Linked DNA regions of Mus musculus: region 1 is linked to region 2. A link is a contact called in ENCODE Hi-C or POLR2A ChIA-PET data. All regions are on one chromosome and are shown on one strand. The core of a region is the stretch at or near the end of the contact, and the rest is flanking DNA. Distances in the headings are between cores, read along the strand shown.

Region 1 (7,044 bases), core at 1,796-4,295, 74 kb before region 2:
TCTTCAAAGTCATCCTTATTGAAGTGACAAACTACTTCTTCCAAGAGTGGTGCTGTCTCCTTTTTGTCTTTGAAATGCTGTAATGGATTAAAGTTTGTTTTGTTTTTACTAAAAGGAAATGCTGGTGCAGTAGCACACGCCTTTAATCTCAGCACTCCTGAGGCAGAGGCAGGCAGATCTCTGTGCGTTCAAGGCCAGTCTGGTCTACAGAGTGAATTCCTGAGCAGCCAGAGCTGCATAGTGAGGGGGAAAAACACCAATAAATAAAACTATGCAAACAAAAGACTATGTGGGGGGGTGTAACTCAGCTAGACATAAACTGGACATGGTAGCCCACATCTATAGGAGGTACATACAGGTAAATCCAAACTTCAATAACAGGGGTTGGAGATACGGTTCACCAGCAACCAGAGCACTGGCTGCTCTTCCAGAAGACCTAGTTCAATTCCTAGCAGCCACATGTTGGTTCAAAACCATTGGTAACTCCAGTTCTAGTCTATCCAGTGCCCTCTTCTGGCCTTCGCAAACACTACATATATGTGGTGCAAAGCCATGATGCGGAGACAAAACACCTAGACATATAATAATAACTTTTTGTTAAAAAAAAAATTGAACGACCGTCTTGGGAGTATAGATCTATCTAGACTACATAAAGCATTGTCTGAAAGGAAGAAAAAATAGTTTTACATAACCAAATGCAGTGATTTTTCTAGTGGGGGCTGGCACAGAAAGATTATGGGGAACTTCTAACTTGTTTTTCCCTCCTTGTGGTACTGAAGATTGTACCTCTCACATACCAGGCAAGTGTCCTACCACTGAGCTATAGAGCCCTAGCCCAAAACATCTATTTTTCTCTTTTCATATATAGAATGCAAAACCCTCAAACATAACAGAAACATATAAGATGTATGAATGTCTTTCATAATCACACATTTTATCACTCAACATGCAAATCATAAGTAGGTATTTTTTTTAAAGTCTCCTTTTTAATTGTTCTGATCTGTATGTAGTTTACAGATTTGCCTAAGGTAAAACAGATTTAGGAAAGGCACTGAGGGTCTCTTGGTACAAAAGTTCTTCATAGTGTCACAGAATGCAAAGGTGCCTCTCTAGCCTATCAGAGCCAGCCAGGTGTGGAGAAAAGAGCCAAAATCTCTGGTTCCAATCCCAACTTATAAGTCTATACCTAAGGCTTCAGGGAGCTTGGTGCAGCATTTGTGCACGGAGGACAGAAACCATCAATAGGAACCATTCAGAAAATGGGAGCATTGCTTCCGGGGCATGTCAATGTAAACCTACAAGGAGTCTCTAGAACAAGATATCCTCTTACCCAAATAATTTCCTGGCTGGAACAAGAATGAATCCCTAAGCTGTCTTATTCTTGAAAGTTCTGGTAAACAGTAAACACACTCAGGCCCATCCGTCTGTCCTGAGGATAAATACCACAGAACTACTCCATCTTCCAGGAGCGAGCTTCTCCTGGTGCCTCACCGTGCTGGGGTGGGAGTGGGGGACAGATGACAACAACGATGGACCTCTGCCGCTTTTATTGCTTTTTCAGGAAAAGTTTATCTTGGCTTTGTCATTTATCTGACACTTTACAAAAGCAGTACCAGTCTTTTCTGCAACAAATTACACGATTCCTCCAGACTCAAAGGAAAAGGGACTTCAAAGCAGTTAGGCATTATTTATGCATAAAATTGGTAAAGATGTGGGCAAAAATGGGTATACTATAAACATTATCCTGGCACGGGATGTGTACGTTCTATCAGAAATGAGCCTATGCTCATTTCTATGGTTCCCGGATGAGCAACTGTCTGATAGGATGCTACACTACTTCCCCTAAAGTGTGCTTCTGGCCTGATACAGAAAAAAAAAAAGTATGAGATGAGCCATTTTTGCGGGTTTCTTAAAAACAGACGTGATACTCTAGGCCTTCCAAGGAATGAAAACATAACAAAGCTAGTAGCTGCAAGCCCCTGACTGCAGGTCTTGAAGGAACGCCCTTCAGCATGAATCATCTGTTAGCTTCCACATTTCTAAGTTGCAAAGATTACCAAGTAGAGAGCCACTCTGAGACTCTTTGGCTATGAGAGAGTTTAACTAATTAGGCTTGTAACCCTTGAGCCTATCGAGGGCCCTCTCAGAGGTTACCTAAGTAACAACAAAAGGACCAAATGGTTTTCAATTGCCAGCTGTTTTATTGAGCACTTACTACAGGTACAGGACAAAACCCTTCCAAATCCTACCCCAAATGCTAAGAGACGTCTAAAAAATGTGAACAGAAGATACACGAGAGACTGCCTGCCACCTGGCCAACTTATTTTTAAAATTATTAAAACAAAACAAAACAAAAAACCGATACCTGAGTGGCCAGAGAGCGGTGCCTGGAAATATTTGCACCCAAACACTGAGAGTGACCGCCCAGTGCTCACAGGACCCTTCTGAAAAGGTTCCTCGACACCCCGATTTTCAGAAAACCTGATCTTGGAGGACTCGGGTATGATCGATCCAGTGTGACCCAAGTCTCCACGTCAGTGTGGAGTCCAGGAACCGAACACTAAGTAGGTCGTCTTTTAGAAATTAGAGTGAAGCCGGGCAAGCCGGTTTAGGGGACTAGGACTGGGGCGGGAGGCCACGCTTTTTTTGTGTTAGGGAACACAGAGGGCCTGCACCGGGGCGGTCGGCTTCGCCAGCAACACCGGTGCGGGGAGGTGAGGCACCGACCTGAGGCGTTCAGATCGCCGGGGCGGCTCTCGGCCTCCGCGCTCTGCTCGCTGCCCATGGCCCCTGCAGCGGAGGGACACCGGGGCAGAGGCTAGGGAGAGCGGGGAGACCCCGCTGGGCCACAGACACTTGGAGAGGCGCCGCTGGAAAGCACGCCGCTCGCGTTGACAGGAGGCTCGGGACGCCGGCAGGGCTGCAGCCGCGACCGGCGGGCGGCGCTGCTGTCATTCACTGGCTCGGTGGCTTCAGCTCGCTCCTTCCGGGACGCCGATTGGCCGGGCCGGCAATGCGCGGCCTTCAGTTCCGGGTTTGGAGGTCCCGCCTCCAAACCCGAGGGGTGGGGCGGGGCAAGAGACGCGCGCTGGAGGCTGGGGCGGCGCTGCCTTAAAGGGCTAGGCTTCCCCAAGGCCAAAGATGTCCAAAAGATAAAGCCTTTTCCTACCCCCGAAGACACATTAATTACCTTTGAGCAACACATATTAAGAACCATAATGCTGGGGCTGGAGAGATGGCTCAACGGTTAAGAGCACTGACTGCTCTTCCGAAAGTCCTGAGTTCAATTCCCAGCGACCAAATGGTGGCTCACAACCATCTGTAATGGGATCTGATGCCCTCTTCTGGTGCGTTTGAAGACAGCTGTAGTGTACTCATATACATAAAAATCAATTAATAAATAAATCTTTTTAAAAAAAAAAAAAAAGAACTGTAATGCTGGTTATCTTCAAACGACTTTACAGAATGGTCTGGGTTTTTGTTTTTGAGATAGAAGTTCACTCTGTATGACCCTGGTGACCTCGAATTCTCGATCCTGGCTCAATCAACAGAAGTGCTGGGTTACAGGGTAAACCACCACCATGTCAGGCAAAAATCGGTATTTTTACACCTATTTTACCAATGAGGAAGAAAGGTAGTCTGTAGCCCTCAAATTTCAATTCACACTAGTACAGAAGCAGAGTTCTTTTCTAAACTTTGAAAGCAGGGAGTTTTGTAGTAGGAGGCCATACAGGAAATGCCAAGACTGTGTGTGTGTGTGTTTTAAGGAGTTAGAAATAAGTAAGAAATTGTTAGAATATGCTGTTTTATTGACAGATCACTATGGAACTACCAGAAGCCAGGAAGATAAACAGCTAATACAAAAAAAGGAAACTGCTTATCTGAGCCAATCTCATATAGATGGGTAGTAACCCAATGCCTTATAGGGATTCTCTCATCTGTTTCAAGATATTACAAGCAGCTTGGCTTTATGATGTATGCCTGTGTTGCTAAAATTCCTTCCTTGGGGGAGATATAAATACATCTATACCCTTCTACAGTCTCAACTACCACCGAAGTTCAATCCCTTTAAAATATCTAATATCTTGAAATTCAAAGTCTTTTTACAATTCAGTCTCCTATCTGTGGGCTCCACTAAAATACTTTCATACTTCAAGAGGGAAAAATACCAGGGCATAGTCACAATCAAAAGCAAAATCAAACTCTGACTATCCAATGTCTGGGATCCACTCTCGATGCTCTGGGCTCCTCCAAGGGCTTGTGTTACTTCTCCAGCTCAGCCCTTTGTAGCACCCACCTTGTTTTCTAGGCTCCAGATGCCTGTACACCAGTGTTGCTGTTCTCAGTGGTACTGGCATCTCCAAAACACTGCTGTTTTCTGCTACAACTGGACTGCACTTTCACTCTCATAGGCTCTTTTCATGGTGCTAAGCTTCAACTTCTCTGCATGACCCCTTTAGTCCTGGGCCTTCAACTGCCACTGTGGCTGCACCTTCACCAGTGACCTCTCCTGGCCTCTCACAGAGCCAAGCATCAGCTGCTACCCCTTCATGTTTCAAAACCAGTACCACCTGGGTGACTCTTATACATTACCAAGTATGGGTCCTACATGAGGCACAACTGTGGTTGTCTCCAGAACACAGCTTCTGTGCTCTCAGAAAACACCTTCCAGAAGATGTCACCTCAGTGATGCTGGCCTCTTCTTTATCACCGCTAATTTCGTAGCTCCAGCTAACCAGCATCAATTGCCCCAGTAATGCAAAGGTTTCGCTTTAGTAGTCCTGGTATCTTGTTAACCACAGCTGATCCTTCAGCTCCAGCTAACCAAAACCACAGAATCTTCACAATCAAAGTAGCAACAGCCCTGGTAAGATTCTTTAATATCGCTGGGCATTGGTGGCACATGCCTTTAATCCCAGCACTTGGGAGGTAGAGGCAGGCAGATTTCTGAGTTCGAGGCCAGCCTGGTCTACAGAGTGAGTTCCAGGACAGCTAGGACTACACAGAGAAACCCTGTCTTGAAAAAACAAACAAACAAACAAACAATAAAAGATTCTTTAATATCCCTCTGAAGTTTCACAAGCCAGGCCTCCATTTTCTGCACTGTTCTCAACATTATCTTCCAAGCTCCTACACAACATCCCACAGAGCTCTTAAAAACCAATGCTCTTCTAGCTCAAAGTTCCAAAGTTCTTCCACAGTCCTCCCCAAAACATGGTCAGGTTGTCACAGGAATACCCCACTATGCTGGTACCTGTTGGGAGCGACCGTGTTTGAATGTTAACTGCCTTGTTAGCCATAAGTGCTTACTTACAAAGTCTTGGCCTTAGTGGAAAAGCACTAGCTTAGTTTAGATTTCTGTGGGAAAAAGTTGAGGCCTCTATGGAAACTACTACCCCCAGTTAAGAACAAATAGCTGTAGATCTTGTGGACAGGTACCTTGCAACCCATTCTGTTCTGTTCCTCCTGCTGAACTTTTTACCTAGCCAATAGCCTGCTTTTGGGAACAGGTGCGTTCTCCCAGAAACAAAGCAATTCTGCGAAATCCCCCTCCCCATACCCTGCTTCTGTGGGCATAAAATCTGCCTGGGAACAATAAAAATTTGACAGCTTGATCAATCAGACTTGCTGTCAGTCCTTGTGCTTCTCACCTCTCGTTCTCTCCATAGGTGGTTCCCCAGACCCTGGTCGACTGTCCCAAAGGCCGGGACAGGTACCAATTTGTCCTAGTCAGGGTTTGTATTTCTGCACAAATATCATGACCAAAAGCAAGTTGGGGAGGAAATGGTTTATTCAGCTTACACTTCCATTTTGCTGTTCTTCACCAAAGGAAGTCAGGACTGGAACTTGGAGGCAGGAGCTGATGCAGAAGCCATGGAGGGGTGCTGCTTAGTGACTTGCTTCCCCTGGCTTGCTCAGTTTGCTTTCTTACAGAACCTAGGACTACCAACCCAGGGATGACACCAACCCACAATAGGCCTTCCTACCCTTGATCAGTAATTGAGAAAATGCCTTACAGCTGGATCTCATGGAGGCATTTCCTCAAGGGAGGCTCCTTTCTCTGTGATAACACCAGCTTGTGTCAAGTTGACGCACAAAACCGGGCACCCACCTATGTATACAGCTAGTATACATAGAGTCCCAGCCTTTCATGTCTTACCGATATACCCTAGCTCCACCCAGATACAATTCTCCACCCCCAAAGCCACCTTCAAGCAGAATTGCATAGAACTGCTTGTGAAGAGGGGCTGGATAGTCAGATGAGATTCCCCTTACCCCCTCTTTCCTTCCTGGAGGAAAAATAAAGTCAGAACCCCCCACTGTGGTGATCTTTGGCTAGCAGGCCCAGCTGGAATCCTGAAGATAGCAGTAGTTTGACTCAAAGTCATGTACAACAGCCTGTACTCCAGTACTCAGAGACTGTGGTGGTGGAAACAAGAGGATCAGGGTTTCAAAGTTGTCCTTGAGTACTTAGAGAGTTCAAGGCCATCCTGGTCTTCGTGACACTCATCTTAAGAGACAAAACAAGAAAAGGTCCTAAGATTTTGTGTATAAATATAGTACCAGCAGGGCCAGACTGACCTAGGACTTTGAGCTTTCTTTTGCTGTGCACAAATATGCTCTGTATCTTACCTCATTTAAACTTCACAGCTCTGAGGGCAATAAATATGCAACTTCTAAAGTTAGGAGACGGTGAAAAGTGAAATGACTTGGGCTGTGGTTTCAACGACTCAACAAGGCAATGAGAAGAATGCAAATAGATTTTTAAGTTCAGTATTTTATAGGAATAGAAAAATAGATATAAAATCTACCCAGAGATCAGCATAGGCTCCTAGAACGTGAAAGACTGTTTTGTTTGGGGTTTGGTGAACTGTGTGTTTTTGAGACGGGATCTCTATCTAGGCTAGTCTAGTGTTTGATGCACAGGCCCAGGTCAGACCATCTCCCTGCTTCAGCCTCCCAAATGCTGGGATGGCAGGTATGCCCTGTCGTGCCCAGCTTTAGAATGGTGAGAAAAGGTGAGGGGTTTTTGGGTTTTTTTTT
Region 2 (7,594 bases), core at 674-3,173:
TATCCTGATACCTACTTTTGCATTATCAGTTCTGGTCTTTGCTCAAGTATACAATAGGTCTGTGCACACATATGCACACAAGTTACATCAGCAAAATTGAAATTTTCAGTTTCTTCCCACAGTACAAGAGCGATCTAGGGTCTTGCACATGAAAGCCTGCCACCATGCCAGATCCCCTTCTGTTCTCCATCTTCACTACTTTTAAGCATGCAAATTTTGTTGTTGTTTACAAAAAAGTGTGTGTGTCCTGGAGAGGGTGAGTCCCACGGCATATATCATATAAATGGAGGTCAGAGACAGCTGGAAGGAGTAAGGTCTCTCCTTCCACATTGTGGGCCCTAGGGATTGAACTTAGGCTGTCAGGCTTAGAGGTAAGTGCCTTTACCCACCGCGCTCCCTCACCAGCCTACCTGAAAACATTTCCTAACACTCCTGTACAATCCTCCAAGTTGGTTGCTTCAGGTTCTGTTACTCAGGACTTGAGTGGCCTTGGATAAGTCACCGAGTGTCTCAAATTCTTCATGTGTGCCAAGAGAATCACAGCAAAGCCAGTCTCATCTCAGGTTAGTTCTGAGTGGCCCATCTGATAAATTGCTTGCAAGCCCTAGGTGAGCCCTTTGCCCATTCGCCTGCAGAAAGGGTGTGTGATGGCTGGACAGGACACAGCTGATGGTTAACGTTTGGAGCTGGCTGGCCTAGGCTGAAGCTGGCCAGTTGACTGCAGAGGGCATTTGGGCTATTACTTGGAAATGCCCACTGCACATGTAGTGGTAGAGGTTGTTTTGGGGGCTCCTTTTTTTCTCTCAGACCTGTAACCCCTCCCCCTGAAAAGACATGTTTTATTTTCTCTTTGCTGTTAGCTACTAAGGATTTTCTCTCTCAGTTTAGAAAGCTTTAGTCCTTGTCAGCTTAGTTCACAAAAAAAGGTCTGTATTTCTTGGAAGGCAATAAACAAACAAACAAAAAACTATTGTTTTTTTTCTTTAATTTTTTTCTTAGTTTATATTTATTGTATGTAATGATGGATAAGATTCAAGCACATAATTTTCTTTTAACATGTGTGTGCCTCTTCCCCCAACATTAGCTTCACTCTTTTTCCCAGATAGTCATACTTTTATTTTCTTATCATCTATGTGTTAACTCATATATAAAGGCATTTCTACACACACACACACACACACACACACACACCCCTAGATCCACATATGAGGGAAACTTGTCTGAGTAAGGTTTACTTATGTGTATACAATCCCACAATCTTTGTCTTTTCCCCATGTGTGTGACTTTATGTGTATATGTAAAGCAGGCTCCACACTAGGAGAAAAACATACTTTTTTTTTTTTTTAAAGTCCGAGTCTGGTTTATTTTACTTCCTATGATGAGGATTCTCAACCCAGTCCACTAGCGATGTGCTCCGCGTTGGCTTCTGCACACCGTTCCCCTGGCCCGCCGCTTCGGGAAAGCGTAAGCCGCAATGGCACTTTGATTTTCCTACGTCCCGGGGCAGCCCCGGGGTCCGCAGCTCCACCTGGCTCGGCGGCCGGGCGCACAAAGAGCGGCGCGGGCGGCGACGGGCCGGGACGCAGAAAGTAGTCCCGACCACGCCGGCCCCAGTGTCGGCCGACGTCGCCTCACGCCCTCCGCCGCCCGGGGAAAGAATCCCATCGGAATGCGCCTCGGGAAGACCTTATCCCCGCAGCGTGCGGGGGCTCGCGAGGCTCAACCCGCGGGGGCTCTCCGGGGAGTCGGCGCGCGCGGCGGTCGCGGCTCCCGGGGTCCGGCCGCGGCGCGCTGAGGACGGGGGTGGGGGGAGTCGGGCGCGCAGGGAGACGGCGGCGGCCCCGCGGCGGATCCCTGCGCCGCTGCGAGAGGAAGAGGCTGAATGAGGCGCCGCGCGGGGGACGTGGGGCGCCGCGGGAGGAGGCGGCGGCATGGGGGCAGGCGCTGGCGTCGCGCGAGCCCGGGCCGGAGCGGCGCGCTAGAGCCCTGACGTGCGCCCTTTTCTTTCTTCTCGCGGCCGCGGAAAGCATGAGCGTGCAGACCCGCCGCTGCGGCGGCCGCCCCGGCTCCTCGCCCGCGCGTCCCCTGGCCGCCGGGCGCCGGTGAGGGCCGCGAGCGCGCGCGGTGGTGGGGGGAAGATGGGGGCCGTGCTGAGGAGCCTCCTGGCCTGCAGCTTCTGCGTGCTGCTGAGAGGTGAGGCGAAGCGAGGCGAGGCCGGGGGAAAAGTTGCCGGGGTCCCGGGAGGGGGAGGGGAGGTGGCGGGGACAGCGGCGGGGACAGAGGCCTGGCGCTGGGGAGCCGCGCGAGGAAGGGGCCCGCGGTCGGGGGCCGCGCCCGGCCGCCGCGCACACCCCTGGCCGGCCCCGCGGCGCCGCCGGACAAAGCTGCGGGCCTCGGGGGGACCCCTGGCCCCCCGCACTCCATCGGAATGACTGACGGTGCCCGGCTCGCCTGCACTCGGGGCAGAAAGGGGCTTTTGTAGTTGCGCTTTCAGCACCATTGGTGTTGACCTCCCTCTCCCTCGAAGCCTGAGCTCACCTTTCCCGTGTCTCTTAGGTGAACTTTTTTCTTCTTCTTTAAACCCCACTATTTTTTTTTTCCTTCTCCCCTCTCTAGGCCTTGTTACAACTAATAATTGTCTTCCGCGGGGATAGAATGGTCCTGGGTGAGAGCACAGTTGGAAATTGACTCTAGGGTGATAGGTCGCGCTTTTCAGCATTCGGGATCATCTGAGCCCATAATAAAAACACAAACGTTGCCCTCGTAACCCCTGGTATTCAGGACTCGCCCCCTGTTTGCGGAGTGTGCAAGTGTACAGTTGGCACCAAGTAGGGAAGTCATCCTTGTGTGGCGAGGAGCCTATCCTGGGAACTAAATTATCATTTGCTGGGCACCCCTGGGAACTGCTTGGCACTTTAGTAAATAACAGAGAATGCCCTGGGTAATTTGCTATGGGAATCGCTTAAACGTAGTGGCTCTGTGGTGTTTTGAATTTGGACTGTGAGGCTGAGACGTACGTCCTGACTTTTTGTTGTGTGACAGTTTGCAATGGAAACCTTGTCGACTGGTCTTCAGTTGATGAGCGATGGGGGCTGGTGCCATGGAGAGTGTTGCCTGTGCAAGAATTGAGGTGCTGTTTGACGCCGTATCTTGTTGTTCGCTTTTGTTAACTTACCTGTGCCAGTTAATGGGACCTCTCTGGGATTCTTAGTTATTAATTTAACAAGCTCAACGTTTAAGTCCGTCAGAAGTATGGAAGTTTGCAAAGTAGGATAGTAACTAACAATCTTATGATGTAAATGGGACAGCCTATCATCTATGCATGTGTGTATTTGAATAAGACTATTTGCCTTAAAACCCCCCCACCATTTTCTAAAAATAAGCGTATCCCGAATTGTCTAGTCCTTTTTGCAAATACCAGAAAGATAATTGCTGTTTTAATTTCCATGGCAGAGAACTCAATGTTATTACTCAAGAGATTTAATAATCAAGTGTTTATTTTGTTATAGTAAACTCTACATTGAAAGATTTTGCTGTAGCTGTGAGAAAGTTGTTATTAACATGTGAATATGATTGACAAGTTCATAAGAGTTAAAATGTAGAACTAGTGGATTGATTTAGAGTTGGGAAAGTCTAAATCTGTGACTTCTGATGGCTTTAGCGCCTGAAAGTCCAGCTGCCATTCTTAGAGGGGACATAGGACTGTTTGTTTATTTTGATAACAGGTTTGAGCCTAGAGTTGAGTAGATTCATGCATGAGTTTGGTTTAGAGATGGTGAAGCATGATATTGTGTGTAACAAGATCAAGAAGAGGTAACTGTCCGAAGTGGAGCTTATTTAAATGTAATACAATAATGCTAAGGAGGTCTTTGTTTTTCTGTTTAGCATTATTTAATTGTGAGCATATATCATTCCAACTGAAACTGTCTTTTTGGTGTAAACGATTCCTAATTTAAAGTTTCTTCACTTCTTGGCACTGTTAGCCTCTGTTATAAGTGACAGTCACCCTTGGTTTCCCAGGAGCAAAGTGTGATTTAATTACTTGTAGTTCCCAGAAGAGGTGGTACTTTTACTTTGGGTTTGTGATGATGTGTGACTTTGGGACTTTGTACCTTATAGCCTTGTTTACTCACCAGCAGTTGAAGGTCATTTAATACTGCCATCGCTAGGCTGCACCCTGTCCTAGTTACCAAGTGACAAAGAATATTGGGAAAAACTTGAAAGTTGAGGATTTTAGCACCATAGACTTGAGTTTAAAGCTAGATCTTCATTATTTCTGCTTCTGGTTCTCTCTGTCTCAGCTTATCTATAAAACATGGGTAATAATACCTGTCTGGCTGATTTGCAAGGGTTATTAGGTGTGTTTAATGAAGTAACATAGGAGTGCTTTCCAAATATTAATTAAAAAGTTTTAAAGACAGGATCTTTCTATGCTGCCCAGGCTGACCTCCAAGTGCAACTCAACTCTTCTCCTTTCCCAACCTCCTGAGTGTGGGGGTCACAGGCATGCCTCCCCATATATGGCTATAAATAGTGTTATTTTTATATGTGAAAATTTTTTTTTATTATTTATGGATGTGTCCTCAATTGTTGGTGATTAGAGATTTAATTTGTTTAAGATTCAAGAGTGCTTAAAGTAGATGATATTGTTGTCATTTGTAAGAAGTTGGGGCACAAAAAAAAAGTTGGGGCACTCTCTGTCAGCTAGTTCATTGTAGAGCAGGGCTTTTCTCCGTTCTCTGGCCAGTGTGCCTGGAGTAGCTCCTGTGTGAATCTCAGTTCCTCAGGGCGGCTGGAGTAAGGCAGACAGGGCTTTGCTCTTTCAGACCCCACAGCTTAGGTTAGGTCTAGTCAGGTACCAATAGGAAAAACATTATCTCTGATTTTCTAGATGAAATATTTTTGGAAAGAGCCACACACAGTTTTATAAAAAATTAATTTTTTAATTTTTAAAAACTATGTGTGTCTGTATATAATGAATGAAGCATGGGTTCTCTGGCGCTGGAGTTACAGGTGGTGTGAGCCACTTAATGTGGATGCTGGGAACTGAACTCAGGCTCTCCAGAAGACAGTGTGCACTCTTAAATCCAGCTGCAAGAATTACAGTATTTGAAGGCAAGCATGGAAGCATATGCCTGTAGTACCAGCATTTGATAGGAGGCAAGGCTAGCCCAGACAACATAGTAAGTTTGAGGCCAGCATGGGAAAAAAAAAGAAATCTTTATCAATAACAACCATTATCACCCCCAAAACAAAAAACAAGTTTTCAAATGACATCGAAATAGGTACTTGGTAAGTACTGTATCTTGGTTTTCTTTGAGGAGACTTCTTTTTTGGTTTTTCAAGACAGGGTTTCTCTGTGTAGCCCTGGCTGTCCTGGAACTCACTCTGTAAACCAGGCTGGCCTCGAACTCAGAAATCCTCCTGCCTCTGCCTCCCGAGTGCTGTGATTAAAGGCGTGCGCCACCACTGCCCAGCTTGAGGAGACTTCTTAAAATTCTTATTATTTCCTGTAAAAAATATTTTTATTTTTGAGACTCATACATGCATATAATATATTTTGATCATATTTATTCTCCTATCCCTTCTCCTATCTTCTTACTCCTGACCTCTCCCAGGTCTGTTTTCATCCGCTCTGAACTTTGAGTTCTTTGTCTTTAAAATAGTCTACCAAGTCCAGGTTGTGTTGCCTATCTACTGGTGGGTTTGGTACCATTTACTGGAGCATAGTAAATCTGTCAGGGGCCACACAGGTAGAGAAAAGGACTCTTCCTCCCCCAGAAGCCATCTGTCTGTAGCTCCTCTGTAGCAGTAGGGAGGGGAGCGCATGAGCCTCTCTCCCCACCTCCATGCTGGAATGCTGACATACTTGATCTTGTGTGGGTCTTATGCAGCCCACCACAGCTGCTGTGAGTTCATGTGTGCAGCACTCCTGTCATGGCCAGAAGACATTATTTTGCTCTGCTCCTGCATGACTTTTGGCTCTTAAAATCTTTTAAGATGGTCCCTGAGCCTTGTGGGGAAGGGAGTATAACATAGATGTTCTCTTGTGGCCGGGCTTGTTAATATGACAATTCTCTGCTGCCTGTCTTCCTTCCCCCAGCCCACTTTTTGTAGAGATGTGAATGGTATCTGAACAAACTGAAGTGTTTACAACTAATATTTCTAGAAAAGTGAGTCTTTCAGAATTGATTTCTCCTTTAAATCAGGTATTACAACGTTTTGAGGCAGTCAAATGAATTTTGGCATGGGAGTCGGGATAGCATATTTTTCTAAGTTTGGTGTTTTGTGCTTTGGTTGGTCACTTAGTCTCCTTGTACCTTATTGTCTTTATCAAGCCAAGGGTCAATTTTGGAGATTTCTGCTCTATTTATGGGCTTTGCGAAGTCTGGAAGGTGAAAGGGTCAGTTGTAACTTTCTTTGCACAGTAGCCATCAAACTTGACAGTGATATAGTTTTTGTTACTTTGTTTTTCCTTTTTGAGACAGGTCTGCTTACAGAGTGGAGGTTGGCTTCAGGCTCCTCCTGCCTCTGCCTCCCAGGTGCTGGAATTACAGGCATGTATCACCATGCCTGGCTCTCCCAGCAGCTTTATGTGTGTGTTTGCGTGCTTGTGCACCTGTGTGTGGGTACATTCATCCATGGTTGTAGGCACTAGTCATCTTCCTCAGTTGCTCTCCTCCTTGGTTTTTGAACACTGAGTCTGGGGCTTACTGATTGGCTGGTTTGGCTACGGCTCCCTTGGTCTTTACCTCCCAATCCTGAGACTATAGATGTTTCTGGGTGGTTTTTTACATGGCTTCTGGAGATATGAATTCAGAACCTCATGTTTGCAAGCACTTTACCCATTAAGCCATCTTTTTAAAAAAAATTATTATTGTATCTAAGTACACTGTAGCTGTCCCAGACACACCATAAGAGGGTGTCAGATCTCATTAAGGATGGTTGTGAGCCACCATGTGGTTGCTAGGATTTGAACTCAGGACCTGCAGAAGGCTGAGCAATCTCTCCAGCCCCCAAGCCATCTTTTTAAAACGGACTTTTTAGGGAACGTGTGCTGTGAGAAGCACTGGAGCGCTTGGGTGATCCTCTGAGGGTTCGGCTCACTCTGAGTTGGTAATGGTGATGAGGACTCGGTTTGGGTTGGTCTGAAGCTCTCACCCCAGCTTCCTTGTCCTAGATTTGCTTACCTGGCTAGAAAATAATTTGCAAAACTTGAAAGTTTCAGTTCACTGTTACCAGAAGTGCTAACAGTGTTTACCCATTGATCAGTTTTTTAGAGAACTTTTTCCTTAGCTTTAATTAGAGGTGTTGCTATTTGTTAAACTGACCTGTGTCCTTATCCATGCTTTGACCATCAAAGAGGACTTTTCTCTCTTTTAGTATAGAGGTGGTTCTATAAAGAGATACACATTGATGGAAATTATTTTGTGAGAACAAAATTTGTCTGAATAATTTAGATGTATTGGAAAAACAAGTAACAAAACTGTAGTATAACTAGTGCGGGAACTTTGGTTTTCACTGTGGAAATTTTAGTGAAAGTTTATGTTTGAGATGATTATAGAGGGACCACTGTATTAGAAAGGAGTGGGGG

What was found. Hi-C counts contacts between places; a loop is a spot of excess contacts on that map. ChIA-PET counts read pairs that join two places held with the same protein, here RNA polymerase II (POLR2A).
Region 1: a loop to region 2 is called in a map of heart, with 4 times the contacts of the local background. The contact joins the promoter of Borcs5 here to the promoter of Lrp6 in region 2. A Hi-C loop is called at or near these places in 1 of 37 maps with a recorded cell type or tissue (heart). POLR2A ChIA-PET finds 5 or more read pairs at or near these places in 2 of 5 experiments (Patski and embryonic stem cell).

The regions. Positions count from the first base shown.
Region 1 is chr6:134,636,941-134,643,984 of GRCm38, reverse strand. It overlaps Borcs5 (BLOC-1 related complex subunit 5), which reads right to left and starts at 3,045. Exons shown (of 4, transcript NM_026371.3): 1 at 2,728-3,045. The coding sequence starts at 2,785.
Region 2 is chr6:134,561,242-134,568,835 of GRCm38, reverse strand. It overlaps Lrp6 (low density lipoprotein receptor-related protein 6), which reads left to right and starts at 1,923. Exons shown (of 23, transcript NM_008514.4): 1 at 1,923-2,193. The coding sequence starts at 2,139.